2 separate regions of the Mus musculus genome follow, and region 2 is linked to region 1. A link is a loop called in an ENCODE intact Hi-C map of the cell type or tissue named here. Cell type or tissue: gastrocnemius. All regions are shown on one strand. Links, peaks and the distances in the headings refer to the core of each region. The heading gives the core; the rest is flanking DNA.

What was found. Hi-C counts contacts between places; a loop is a spot of excess contacts. Peaks named below come from ENCODE experiments on the same cell type or tissue, not always from the same donor. Only the 100,000 strongest peaks of a DNase experiment are listed, where the experiment ranks them.
Region 2: it touches region 1 in a loop (2.7-fold over the local background); 13 of 42 quality-filtered maps call a loop at or near these places.

Annotation. Positions count from the first base shown.
Region 1 is chr14:23,638,864-23,643,384 of GRCm38, reverse strand. All of the region lies in intron 3 of Kcnma1 (potassium large conductance calcium-activated channel, subfamily M, alpha member 1), which reads left to right. It overlaps Gm51422 (a long non-coding RNA gene), which reads left to right. Exons shown (of 2, transcript XR_003951126.1): 2 at 1-4,521. Among named protein-coding and RNA genes, the nearest start is that of Gm51422, 9.0 kb to the left of the region's middle. In gastrocnemius, for the core only: a CTCF peak has its summit at 2,539 (motif pointing right); no DNase peak of the experiment used is centred there; H3K27ac peaks cover 408 bases.
Region 2 is chr14:23,581,939-23,586,459 of GRCm38, reverse strand. The region is part of intron 5 of Kcnma1 (potassium large conductance calcium-activated channel, subfamily M, alpha member 1); the gene reads left to right. Among named protein-coding and RNA genes, the nearest start is that of Gm51422, 66 kb to the left of the region's middle. In gastrocnemius, for the core only: a CTCF peak has its summit at 3,057 (motif pointing left); DNase peaks (open chromatin) are centred at 2,344 and 3,050.

The sequences.
Region 1 (4,521 bases), core at 1,083-3,582:
CTCCTCTTTTAAAGATACTCCCCACCACAATTTTCACCATCCCTCAGTGACATTTTTATTGCCAGGCTTTGGTTTGGAAAATTATGGGTAGGGAAAGTTCAAGGGCAGGGTGTTCAGAACAGCACTGCACATCTGTGTGGGGGAACACAACAGGAGAGCCAGCAGCTGTTGAAAGAATAGAGTGTCAGATGGTAGAGGAGCTGAGCCACTGAGGGATGGAGACGGGCTGCCTTCAGGGTAGATGCCATAAATAGCTCCCAACGGGAGCCTTCTTTTCCTTTCAGAATCTAGCCTCTCATGGCACCTTTGAATTCTGTGATGTGTAAGGAGCGTTGACCCAGTCTTTCTGCATCATCTAGTTTTTCATGTTGCCATTCTCTCATTAGTAGGGATAAACTTGGTAGCAAAGACAGGTAGAAATGATACAGAGGGATAAAGGAGGCACATTCTTTACCTGTCTGCTTCCATGTGGATGGATTTAGGCCACAGGGTCTCTTCTTTGGTTATATAACACTAGATTGACTTTATTTTTTCTCAAGTGTTCCTCCTCAACCTTCCATAGCACTAAGACAGTCTCTGTCCTCACTCATCCCTCACTGTGCAAGTGGTCCCATAGGTACCATGATAAGATGGCATCTTCAAGTGTTAAAGAGTGTGAATGTTCCTCAGGCAGCTTATTAGAAACTATAGGGGACTCTACTGGGAGTGAGAGGAGTGAATGAGATAGACCTTTCAGGTTTGATAGCAAAGACAACTTGGGAATAGAGTTCTCTTCTATATCTGAGGAGTCAACCAACTGTGGATTGAAAATATTGTCTAAGAAGATCCCAGTTTTACAGCTCATACATAGATATATTTTGTTTTCATTACTCTCTGCACAACAGTTGCTACTAGTACAACATTGACATTGTATTAAATATTATTTATAATCTAGAGAATGTAACGTATAAGGAAGGATATATCTAAGTTATATGCAAATGTGTCGTTTCAGATAAGCAACTTGAAGGTACGTGGATTTGGGTATTCATAGGGACCCCTTGAACCAATTTCCTTGAATACAAGGAAATATGTTGTCACATCTTAAAAATCCCTTGGTACCACTAATCTCTGTGCCTGAGCATATTCTCCCTTAATTGCAGGTAAACCTGGCAGAAAATATAGGTGGCGAAGGTATAAGGGGCAGAGATGACTTCTTTCTATGTCTTTTACTTCTCCATAGGTAGATGTAAAGGACAAGGTCTGTTCTTTGGTTGTATGACATTAGGTTGAATTCATTTGTCTCTCAGAGTTTCTTCTTCTACCTTTTAGACATGACTAGAGGTTAAAAGTCACCTGCTAAAAGTCACCAAAGGAAAGTACTATAGTCAAAAAATAAAGCCCTTTGAGATAAAGCCCTTCCTCTTGATCTTTTGTGTCGTTTTTACCAAATTTAAGCCATGAGCAAAGATGTCTTGTGATTTACTGTCTACTAAAAAAAAAAAAAAAAAAAAAGCACATTGACTTTTGGTGCCAATTCAAGACTCTTAGGTCTTCATTGAACTATAGACTTTCATGCCAGGAGAAAGTAGATATAATCCCAGGTGGAGCGGTGGAAAAGATTAAACTCAGACAGAAGGACTTTGGGGCCAGTTAGCTTTGTCTTCACTGGCAAGAGGCCTTAAACTCTTTGATCCTCTCTCTCTGTCTTGCTCTGTCTCCTTTTCTTTCTTCTCTCCCTTCCTCCATTCTATCTCCCTCTCCTTTCCTTCCCTCCCTCCCTCTTTCTTTCCTCCCTTCCTCTGTTGAACTAACTTCCTCCCTCCCTCCCTCCCTCCCTCCCTCCCTCCCTCCCTCCCTCCCTCCCCCCCTTCCTCCCTTCCTCCCTCCCTTCCTCCCTCCCTTCCTTCTTTCCTTTCTCCCCTGTCTACTCCAATCTGTCCATATGTCTTTCTTTCTTTTCTTCTTTCCCCTGCCCACCCCCCACCCTCACTTCAGAGTTGGAGACGTCAGCATGCAGCTGTATTGTGGAAAGTTGACAAGGCTGGGTCATTGGCTTCACTTCTTGGCATTTGTTAGGCATTACTTTTGAGAACACTGAGCCCAATGGCTCATTTGCTTTCCCTGTGAAAATACTATCTTCTAACTATGCCTATAAATCCACATTCCCCGACCCTTCAGAATTAGAGTGGGCACTTTCTGACCGCCTCACCATTTTCCAGGATTTAGAAGGAATGTTTTGGATGACCCAGCACTCTCTTAGCACTTTGACAACCCTTTAAGTGATTGTTTTGTTTGAGAGCAAGTGAAAGAATGCATTCCCTGTTAGATCCCCAGGTGTTCTGTGGTTCACTTTGAGTTTATGGCACAGGCTTCTGGGTTTTCTCCCCAGTCACATCTTACCCTATTACTGTCCCCAAATCACAGCAAAAATGCATTCAATAATTGCTGAAAGCCAGCGTGGGATCCAGTTGGAGGCAAACTGGCTCAGAATGCTGCAAACCAAACAGAAGGGCAGTGCTCATGACAACATAGCTAGCCAGGGTGGCACTAGGTGGCAGCAGATGTTACAGCTTCCTCTTGGGATTTATGAGCTGCAGGACATGCGACCTCTCTCTTGTCTCTTACCCCTTGTCCTCTGTCCTGACAACTTGAAAGATTGTCACTTTGGAAAGACCCTGACCAATGATGAGTCATCTGTGATATAAAAATAGAATCCTTTGCAGTAAGAATGCCCTTGGGATTTTTTGATGCATATGTCATTTTTCAAAAAATTTGGGAGGTTGGAGGCTTTGTGTATATGTGTACATGTATGTGTGTGTGTGTGTGTGTGTGTGTGTGTGTGTATGTGAACATGTGCTTGTATACATATTAAGGGTAGTAGTGTATAATTCCAATAGAGTAGGATATAGCAATAGGGGCATTGGCCCCAACCTCATCACAGTACCAGACAGGATAGACTCTATACACATATGAATTTAAACATATCAATCAATTAACCTATTGAATGTCAACCATGTTTGATAGTGGAAAATACTGAATAGCATGGCTAAGTCCAGATTTTTCTCATCATGATGTTTAAATTGTATATATTTTGTAAGAGGTAGTCCAAACTTCAAAGGGACCAAACAGACTAATAAAGAGATTTCATAAGGCAATATATTCTAATTGCCATTCCACTGGCGCTAAATGCTGGAGGCTGATAAGCTGAAAGACATCCCCTTACAATGGAATGTTTGGCTCTCGGGGATATTTCCAATTGAGAGAGAAATCCTCCAAAAATTCCTGAGGGGACTCTTACTATGATCTGCACATTGGTCTCATGATTTTTATTTTCAGTAAATGAAGCAAAACCCTGTCTTGAAATCACCCTTCTAAGAGCAGTGATTGGCTTTAGCCAGGCAATGGTGGTGTGTGACTGTGAGCCCAGTCCTTGGAAGGTAGAGACAAGACGAGCAGAAGTTCATGACCAGCTTCATCAACATAGTGAGCAGAAGTTCATGACCAGCTTCATCAACATAGTAAGTTCCAGACCATTCTAGGCTACATGAACCTCTTTCAAAAATCAGAATAGGGCTGGTGAGGTGGCTTAGCAGGTAAAGATGCTTGCCACTAAGCTTGATGAACTGAATTTGATTCCCAGGATATAAATGTTTCAAAGAGAGAATCAACTCCCATAAGTTGTCTTTTGACCCCCCCACATTCAAGCCATGGCATTTGTCTTAGTAGTTGTCCAACATCTCCTGGTGATTCTCCTGGGCTCCAGGTGCTCTTGTCTTTCAGATTCTTCTTTTTCGTAAAGAATATTAAAAATCACATTTACCATTACCTTTATATGAGTCAAGGGTAACCAATCTGATCTGCATTAATTATCAGTATTATAACTGCTTACGATTTGTCATTTATTTCTTCAACCTAACATTAAGGGAATGAATATTAAGATGTGCTTTAGGTCTTTAGACATATGAGCCTGCCATGTCTGATAGAAAAGTGGGCTGTGTTTTCTCCACCCTGTCCTTTCTACCATTCTAGATGTTTCCATGGTTAAACAAGCAATCTCAAATACAGGTGTCATACGGCATACTCATCCCAATGTCGTAGTTATTACAAATATGATAAAGCAAGTATTCCATTTCCAGCCTGTCCTTTTCAATCTCTGTATATGAAAAGGAGTCTTCGTGGATTAGGAGGTGACTTCATGTCTTTCCCTGTTTCAGTAAAGTACCCTGAAAAAAAAGTGACTCAAGGGAAAACAGGTGGATTTCCACTCACAAGTCCAGGGTACAGTCAATCATGACAGGGAAGTCATGTGAGGAGCTTGTAGCAGTTGGTCACGTCATATCCACAATCAAGAAGCAGAGGGCTGTGAATGCAAGTGCCCATCATCTTCCCGAATGTTATAGTCTAGATGCCCAACCAAAGGAATGGTCCCAGACACAGTGGGCTTTTCCTAGTTCAGTTAACCTCATTTGCATAATACTTGACTCCAGGCCCAGAGGTGATTCCAGACCTCATCAAGTTGACAATTGAGATTAGCTAGCAGAA
Region 2 (4,521 bases), core at 1,245-3,744, 57 kb after region 1:
CATAGAGGAAAACAACAACGAAATTGAGGCTATCTACTTAAAAATATGACTTTGTATCCTTTGTGTGTGTGTGTGTGTGTGTGTGTGTGTGTGTGTGTGTGTGTGTGTGTACATTCTAGAAAACAAGAACAACAGGTTAAAATAGGACACAACATAGTTCCTGTTTGAGACTAAGGTTCAATCTTATTTTGGAAACAAGATAAACAGACATGAAATGGCAGTAGGTAACATTGCCTACTATATAATTAAGTTCAGAATTGCCAAGCACAGCAGAAAGCATGGGGGTGAGGGGTAGTGGTCAGAGGAGTGAGAGTAGCATATGCTTGTGTGTGTATATGTATGTGTGTGTGTGTGTGTGTGTGTGTGTGTGTGTGTGTGTGTGTGTGTGTTATGTATCAGGGATACAGAAAATTCTGTGGAACACTGAGCCCCAGATGAGGTTGGTAGTGGAGGGCAGAGCTTGCCATGGAAAAGGAAGCTCACTCCCTGAGGGGAGAGGACTGCACTTCACAGAATAGTCTGAACCAATGGAAGATAGAAAGTCTTTTTCTTAGGCTCATGTCAGCCTCACCACCATAATAGATGCTTGTAGTTGTTTTCTACTGACATAGAAACCTATCACCACAATGTTGTGCCTCAACACAGCCTCTGTGCCTCATCTCATAATTTTTTAGCCTGGAAGTCCAACTTGGGTCTGGCTAGGGTAAAATAAAAGTATCTTCAAGAGCTGGGAAGATTGCTCCCTTAGTGAAAATGCTTTCCTCATAAGCATGGAGACCTGACTTCAGTCCCTATCACCCACATATAAGTCTGGGTATGGTAGAGTGTGGTTATAATTCCAGCAATGGGGAGGCAAGGTAGATCCCTGGGCCTCAGTGGGCAGCCAGGCTTGCCAGTTTGGCTGGTTTTAAGCCAACGAAAGACTCTATATTAAAAAACATGGCAATAGCAACTGCAGAATGATACCAGAGGTTGTTCTCTGCCGTCCACACATGGTTATACACAAATGCATACATACTCACACATTTACACACACACACACATACACACACACACACACACACTGGGGTGGAGAAGGAGGAAGAGGGAGGAAAAGAGAGCAAGGGAGGGAGGGAGAGAAGGAAAGAAAGAGGGAGAGGGAGGGAGGGAGGGAGGATCTGGCTCTTTTCCTGAGGCTCTGTAACACTCTAGGCAAAGAGCCATGCCTTGCTGCTTCCATGTCTATAACCCTCCTAGTCCTTGACTCATAGCTTCTTTTCCCACCAGATTCAGCAAGGTTGAGTCCAGGTAAAAACTAAAGCAGAGGCCAAGCGTGGAGGAGTGCTGCCTGCCAGCGTATTCCTCCTTGCTTGTTCAGCCTGCTTTCTCATACAACCCAAGGATGGGCCTCCCATATGTGTGTGTGTGTAAAACCTGACATGCTTGCCTATAGGTCAATCTTATGGAGCCATGTTTCCATGTTTTTTCTCCGCTGAGAGTTTCTCTTCCCAAATGATTCTAGATCTTGTTAAGGTAACAAAAGTTAAAAATTTTTAAAAATCATAAAAAATGCAGGTAGGACAGGTGTCATTGTAGATTTGAAATTAGATAAAATTAAGACTCAGTTCTTCATCAGTGTTACCTACATGTCAATAACTTAATAGTCCCTTTAAATGGTGGTTCCTATGTTCTAAATTGTATACATAAAGCATTTCATCATTCTAGAAAGTTCTATCTGCTCACAATGCTAGTGTGTATTCATGATGTGTTAGCACCATGGCTTTCCACCTCTCCATGGAGGACACTTCTACATACAAAGGAGCTTAACAAAAGTTTGAATTGATTTTTAAGAAATTGAATGAAAAAATGAAATAAAAAGGAAAGGAAAGGAAAGGGCATGATTGCTCCTAGCATGGCAGAGGAGAAAGTTTATTATAGCTATGTGGGAGAGCATAGTCAGAGACAGACACGTCTGGGAGAGCCCAGAGTAGACATGACTCTGTTCTGTGTGGGGAGAGGAGAGGAAGGGAGACAGGAAAGGGGGAACTTGATACAGCAGCCAGGAGGCCAAAGGTACAAAAGTGACAGGTAACCAAACCAAAATGCCTGGATTATATAGGGAAGAGTCCAGGGTCTTGGGTGGGATACCCCAGCCATTCCCTGTAACAGGTTAGGACTGAGGGATGCTGGGAGAACCCGGAGGCAAGGGTCTGCTTTGACATGTTGATAAGCATCTCGGCCATTTGCACAGGTTTGAAACTTAGCAGTAAGTCTATCTTTTAAAGAATTAGATAGTTCTCCTGGGATCACCAAGAGGGCTCAGTGGGTGGAGATGCTTGTCAGCAAGCCAGGACTCATTGGTGGAGAGAGCAAAATGACTTACACAAGTTGTCCTCTGGTGTTTGCACATGGTTGGGAAGGCAAGTGTCCAAGCACACAGACACACAGACAGACAGACACACAGACAGACAGACACACACACACACAATTAAAAGTAATATTAAAATATAAAAAACAATAATTTCCCAAAAAACTCAAAAACCTTTCTATCCAGATGTTAGAGGCACAAGTCTTTAGTCCCAGAACTCAGGAGGCAGAGGCAAGCAGATCTCTCAGACATCTGAGCCAGCCTGGTCTACAGAGTGAGTTCCAAGATGGCCAGAGCCATATAAATAAACCCTGTCTTGAAAAACCAACCAACCAAACAAACAAACAAACACAAAAATAAGACAAAACAGCAAGGACAAAAAAACCTTCCATGAATAGATGGTTGAGAAGGCATTAGCTAAAAATGGCTGTTGAGAAGGAATCACCACCCCACAATGCTCAAATTTAGTCAAGTACATTTAAAGCCTTGACATCCTAAGTGTAAATATTACATATTTTATTATATATTATAATATCTTACATATAACATGCATATAGTATGTATACAATATACACATTAATATTTTACATATATGAAACATTGGGTCTGACTCAGAGCCTCTGCTTGTCAGGCTCCCTGCTCTGGGGTAAAATGGCCCTTTAGGTGCAGCAAAGAAAAAAGAAAGCTCTCTGGTTCCCTCTACAGGATGGCTCTGGAATTTCCGTATTGAGAGTAAGTAGTGGGTTAGAGAATACTCTAGCTTCAAGTTCCTGAGAGCCCTTCATTAGTAGAGGTAGGCTAACCTTGAACTCACTTTTCGATCTGCCATCTATGACCATAAGACCCCTCCTTTATCTCCATCAAGAGGTCCCAGCACTGGAAGGGCAGTCCCCAGAGCCCTCAAGATCACCTGCACCACCTACCAAGGTGGCCTAAATTCTAGTTTTAGTTTCTTCAGTTTCTAAGCCCAAGCTTTCTAACCCCCTCCCTTTAGCTTGTAGCTTTATTTAAAAATAAAATGGGGGAGTCGGTCCATGAGGCTCACATCTGCAATCCCAGCAGTAGGAGACCTAGTATAATGGCACATGCCTTTATTCCCAGCACTTGGGAGACAGTGGCAGGCAGACCTCTGTGAGTTTGGGGCCATCCTGGTCTATATAGTGAGTTCCAGGGCAGCCAGAGCTACATAGTGAGACTCTGACTCAAAAAATAAAACAAGACAAAAGCAAACAAACAAAAGTTCAAACAAAACCAAAAGACAAAATAAAACAACCAACAGGAATAATAAACAGGGAAAAGGAACAAGTATGGCTTCTCTTCTTGGTATAAGTACGCCAGTCTTTAGGGAAGAAAGAAAAAGAAAGAGGAAGAAAGAGGAATGTACAATCTAAAAGAAAAGTTGCTTCTATGACCAAAATAAGGCTGGATGTGTTCATATTGTGCATATGCGTATGTATGTTTGTTATTGTGCCTATAATTAATAGGAGTAAGTGGTCTACCAAGCAAGTCTGAGATGCATGTCATTTCAGGTCCATTTGAGGAAACCAAGACTTGTAGATGTTAAGTTACTAATTGCTGAGAATCACAAAGTTAAGTGGCAAAGCCAGCCTCTAAACTCAGGCAACCCACCTCCAAAGTCCAGGTTCCTCCTGTAATTCTATGCTGCTGCTCAAATGCTAATCGCACCCAACTGTTATAGTTACACACAAAAGGAGTACCATCCAACCAAACTGACTGTGAGATGCAGCCTTCCCTTGTTCCAGTGACCTGACAAAGCCAGAGGGACCTTCTAACAGAGTGTTCCACATGGTCCCAGTTGAGAAAAAATGAGGAAGAAAAATAGAAAACTCAGTCACTATTTAAAGCCTAAATTAATTCTAGTTCTATGACTAAGCTGGCTTTTCAGAGATCCTTCTCTTTGCAGTTGGCCTTGTAGAGTAAGAAGGTCCATTTTAAATACATTTCCAGATTCTTAATAAAAAAAAATAGTTAATGTCATTACTGTTGGTCTGATTTGCAATGGCATTAGAGATGTGTGCTCTTTTGATCTAAATATTAGTGTTCGCCAAATTCACATGTAGAAGCTTCACCCTAAACCTGCATCGTTAGAAGGAGTAGCATCTAGATGGTGATTAGGTCATGACAATGGGGCACCCAGAATAGTATTACTGCAT